Linked DNA regions of Homo sapiens: region 2 is linked to region 1. A link is a loop called in an ENCODE intact Hi-C map of the cell type or tissue named here. Cell type or tissue: gastrocnemius medialis. All regions are shown on one strand.

What was found. A loop is a pair of places that touch in the nucleus more often than their neighbours do. Peaks named below come from ENCODE experiments on the same cell type or tissue, not always from the same donor. Only the 100,000 strongest peaks of a DNase experiment are listed, where the experiment ranks them.
Region 2: it touches region 1 in a loop (2.8-fold over the local background); 1 of 110 quality-filtered maps calls a loop at or near these places.

The regions. Positions count from the first base shown.
Region 1 is chr2:110,772,542-110,775,041 of GRCh38, reverse strand. All of the region lies in intron 2 of ACOXL (acyl-CoA oxidase like), which reads right to left. Among named protein-coding and RNA genes, the nearest start is that of ACOXL, 41 kb to the right of the region's middle. RefSeq lists an enhancer at 2,412-2,500. In gastrocnemius medialis, no CTCF peak of the experiment used is centred here; a DNase peak (open chromatin) is centred at 1,511; H3K27ac peaks cover 2,001 bases.
Region 2 is chr2:111,697,854-111,700,353 of GRCh38, reverse strand. No RefSeq gene overlaps it. Among named protein-coding and RNA genes, the nearest start is that of MIR4771-2, 72 kb to the left of the region's middle. In gastrocnemius medialis, no CTCF peak of the experiment used is centred here; a DNase peak (open chromatin) is centred at 1,343; H3K4me3 peaks cover 731 bases; H3K27ac peaks cover 1,404 bases.

The DNA.
Region 1 (2,500 bases):
GCCAGAAATCATTGACCACCTATGTGAGGTTTTATTTCTAGGGGCTCTTTATTCCATTCCATTGGTCTCTACGCCTGTCTTTATGCCAGTTCCACAGTTTTGATTATAGTAGCTTTGCAGTAAATTTTGAAATCAGGAAGTGAGAGGCCTCCAACTTTATTCTTCTTTTCCAAGATTGCTTTGGCTATTCAGAGTCCCTTGAGATTCCATGTGAATTTTAGGATGAGTTTTTCTATTTCCGCAAAAATCATCTTTGGGATTTTGATAGGAATTGCACTGAAACTGTGGATTGCTTTAGTAGTATTGACATTTTAACAATATGAGGTCTTCCAATTCATGAACATAGGATGCCTTTCAATGTATTTGTATCTCCTTTTATTACTTTCAGCAATTTTGTAGTTTTCCATGTACAGTCTTTACCTCCTTGGTTAAGTCTATTCCTGAGTATTTTATTCTTTTTGATGCTATGATAAGTAGAATTGTTTTCTCAATTTCATTTTGGATTCTTCATTATTAATGCATAGAAATGCAACTGACTTCTACATGTTGATTTTTATCCTGTAGCTTTGCTGAATTTATTAGTTCTAACAGATTTTTTGTGGAATCTTGGGGTTTTCTACATAAAAGATCCTGTCATCTGCTCAGAGAGACTATTTTACTTCTTCTTTTCCAATTTACCACACTTGATTTTTATCCCCAGCATCCATCACCATCTGACATACCAGAAATTTACTTTGTTTATTAGTTTATAGTCTGACTCCTCCCAGACAAAAATGTAAGCTCCATCGAGACAGGTAATTTCTGCCTGCTTTGTTCACTGCCCCTTGAGCAATGCCTGGCTCACTGTAGGTGCTCAATAAACAATTATAAAATGAACGAATCACCTCACCTGGCACACGGAAGGGACTTAGCAAAAGGTAGCGAGAAATAATTATTGGTTTTTTACATAGTATTTCACTGCACGAGTAATAATGAAGGCTTAGATTGAAAAGGGTGTTTTTTAATGCAGAATGGTTGCAGTGTCAAAAAACAAATAGCACCATGATTCCAGCTGCACTGGAATCCCAGGGCAGGTCCAGCTCACTCCCTGCCATGCCCCGCTTTCAAGTAATCCCTGTGGCTATCACAGATGACAACTGCATTCAGGTGCCAATCTACATAGAGGGACTTCTGTAAACAGACCTCTCTGTCCTGTTGTCTCTGCCCAAATCCTCCAAGATATCCCAGGCGGCCAGGGCTGGCCTGACCAAAGTGCTGGCCAAGTGGCCAATGTCCAAGTCTGTGGAGCTGGAGCTGGGACAGGGACTCCTGCCAAAGACAGTATATAGGACTAAGAGCCAGGGGAGCCTGTCACAGCCCACTAGGAGAAGCCTGGGTTCCAGTACAAACAGAAGCCAGAGGCCCAAGAGGGAGCCAAGGCCAGGGCGGCAGAGCCAAGAGCTCAGAGTCTGTCCGTCGGTCAGGAGCCAGTCCTGGGATGGGTGGGGGAGTACAGCGGTCACAGTCTGCAGCACTCGCTGGGGCTGGCACTGGAAGTTGTGGGCAACAGGGTGGGGCCTGGGTGAGTTGGGACTGGGACAGGACAGACATCTCAGCCTCTTGGCAGATTCCTGGCTCAGCTCCTTTTGCACAACACACTCAGGGCTTAAATGTAAACGCTTCCCAGGAAAGGCTGTTTCTTCTCTCAAGGTCTGAGTAGAAAAGTAACCACCCTCCCCGGCATTCCCAAACACCTTCTAAGGTGAGCTGACCTTAGAACATTCTTCCATTTTAGATCTGATCACCCACCTGATATTTCTCCAAATACAAAAATACCTCAAACGGAGATTACCTAAAATTCTGATAAAAATAATAGTCATAATATATGTAATATAAATATAATGCAACCAATGTTCTACTAGTTCCCCTCTGATCTGCTGAGACTGAGCTTCCTGAGAAAATAGTAGACGATTTAGATCAGTGACTCTCAACCTTTATGGTCCCTGGACCTTTTCTGAGGATTCCAAAGAGGTTTTGTTTGTCCAGGCTACAGCTGTCAATTTACCATATTGCATAATTTTTATGAAAAATAGTCATAATTTCAAAAAACTCATGAGAAGAATGGCATTGTTTCACATTGTTTTAGTATCTGGCTCAATAAAAGATAGCTGCCCTTTCATAACTGCTTTTGTGCCATCTGTTGTGATATGTTGTTTTGGTTGAAGTTTATGATGAATATCCAGTGTCTCACATGCAGGTAGTTGGACATATACTTTCCACATAGCACCTGAAAGGGTATTGGGGACACACACGGGTCCTCGGGCCTTACTTTGAGAACCACTGGTTTAGATAACGATGGTGCAACTATGCCCCTCACTCGTGTGGATCATGGGGATAAAAACCAGAGCTCTGGGTGAGAGAGAGAACGGTTGTAGGCTGGTTGGGGGAGGGGAAGAAGGAGTCAGGGGTAGGATCTTCATCATCCAGGTATCTGTCCCCAACCCACACTACACTTGGCTGA
Region 2 (2,500 bases), 930 kb before region 1:
GGAGTGCAGTGGCTTGATCTCTGCTCACTGCAACCTCTGCCTCCTGGGTTCACGCCATTCTTCTGCCTCCGTCTCCCAAGTAGCTGGGACTACAGGTGTCCACCACCATGGCCAGCTAACTTTTTTGTATTTTTAGTAGAGATGGGGTTTCACCATGTTGGTCAGGCTGGTCTTGAACTCTTGACCTCAGGTGATCCACCTGCCTTGGCCTCCCAAAGTGCTGGGATTACAGGCGTGAGCCACCGCGCCCGGCCTCTCTTCTTTAGTCCAGAAGATGGACTGTGTGAAGAAAGTCTCCGCCCAGCCACTGTCCTGAGGGTTTATAAAAGTCCACCTCACCCTTACCAGCTCGAGTTCCTAAAAGGTGAGGAACTTTGTGGTGATAATTTTAACATTACAGTATCTATTCAGATAGGTAGAAAACTGACTTATTCTGTTTATTTTTTTATTTATTATTATTATTATTATTATTTTGAGATGTAGTCTTGCTCTGTCACCCAGGCTGGAGTACAGTGGCGCAATCTCAGCTCACTGCAACTTCCGCCTCCCAAGTTCAAGCAATTCTCCTGCCTCAGCCTCCCAAGTAGCTGGGACTACAGGCACCATATTAGCCAGGATGGTCTTGATCTCCTGACCTTGTGATCCACCCACCTCGGACTCCCAAAGTGCTGGGATTACAGGTGTGAGCCACCTCACCTGGCCTAAACTGCCTTATTTTAAAGCCTTTAGATTGTTATGTGTTTTGGGCATGTAATGCCTATTGAATGAATCTTATGTGTGGTGAGCATAATTATTTCAAAACATCTATGATCCAATAATTCTTTAATATTATCTCCTTGAACTTGCACACTGGCTGTCTATCACTGTTCAGGTGGAAAAGAAAGTAAACTTCTTTAAACAAGTGGCTTCAGGATCACAGTAACATTTGTTTTAGGGCTGTGTGTGTGTGTGTGTGTGTGTGTGTGTGTATCATGTTTTGATACTTAGATGCTTAGACTCAGAGCAGTAGCTCTGCTGGGGACTTAGTGAGTGACGGAATACCAGCAAATGGCCACATGTGGGTGTGCGTTCTCCACGTATGGATCAGAGACCTGGAGCACATGGAGGTTCTGCCAGCTCGCACACCAGCATTCAGCAAGCAGATGGTCCTGGCAATATTTGCAGCCATTGAAAATCATGTTTTCCAAGAATATTTAATGACGGAGAGAAATATGATCTAACGTGAAGTGAATTGCATCAAGACTCTGAACTGTGTACCCAGGATGGTCTGATGAGTCAGCTATAATAACCACAGGCAGGAAGTGGAGCCAACCAAACCCTGCTGACTCATTCCCATGGACGGGGAGAAGGGGAGGAAGCTCCTATAGAAGGTGCCCAGCCCTGGGAAGGTCAGTTAACGCCTGACTGACAGGGTCAGAGGAGGAGGAGGAGCGAGCCGGGCAAGAAAGGGGGCGAGGCTGCTGGGAACAGGACAGGGCAGCACCCCTGCAAAGGTCATCATGTGGACCATTTTCCCAGGTGCCAACCCCAAACTGTCCTACCCTTTTCACTAAAGGGTGTTGGCTGCCGAGCTCTTGTTTGGTAGTTCCTTGAGTGTCCCTTAAAGTCACGTCTACATGCTTTTTAAATTTTAATTTTACAGTACTATTTGAAAGGCAACTTGAATGTGGTCTAGTCCCATAACTAGAGGGTCGGCTGAAATGAATCTATGTGGCTTCAAAAATAAATTGCAAATGTATCTTTCAGTTGTCAACCCTAATAGTTATCAATAACTTGCTTTGGGAAAGATCTTTCATCTCTATGTATTTACTATGATTAGACTCCATTAATACTATTAATATTAATAATAATATTAATCTCTGTGGCCTTTGCAAACAGTGGTGTTTATTTATTTGTAGCTGTTGGTTCAGATAGAACTGAAAAGGAGGGAAAGTGGTTTGTCTTAAGAAGGTGATGAGATGGAAAAGAACACCTTCTGGTTCTGAAGTGACCGCTTTCCACGTGCCATTTTCCCGGCCCTGCTGCCCTGTGACCTCTCCCAGGATCACTTAAGGAAAGAAAGAGGAGCTCAGACTTCCCTTCAGGGGTCTGACACCCTGGGGGCTTGGCTGCCACAGGAGTTTCTTGGCATTCAGGCTGGGGACATCCTAATTCTTGCACCTGAGAGGCCCTGTCTCTCTTCCTCCAACATTACTGACAGGCATCACGGGGTTAATTGGTGTGTGTCTAAGTTCCTTCCAAGGGAAAAGTTGTGCACATCCTTGTTAAGAGGAAAAGGAAAAAAAAAAGCTTGTTTTTTTCAGGAGGTCTACATGTTTATTGTTGAAAATGTGTATATTGACTCTCTGCTATGTATCTTCTTGTTTTTTTAAATTTTTACTTTGAAATAATTATAGACTCATATGAAGTTGTAAACATAGTACAGAGAGGTCCTGGGTACCCTCCACCCAGGTTCCCCCATTGGTTATATCTTATATAATTATAGTACAGTACCCAAACC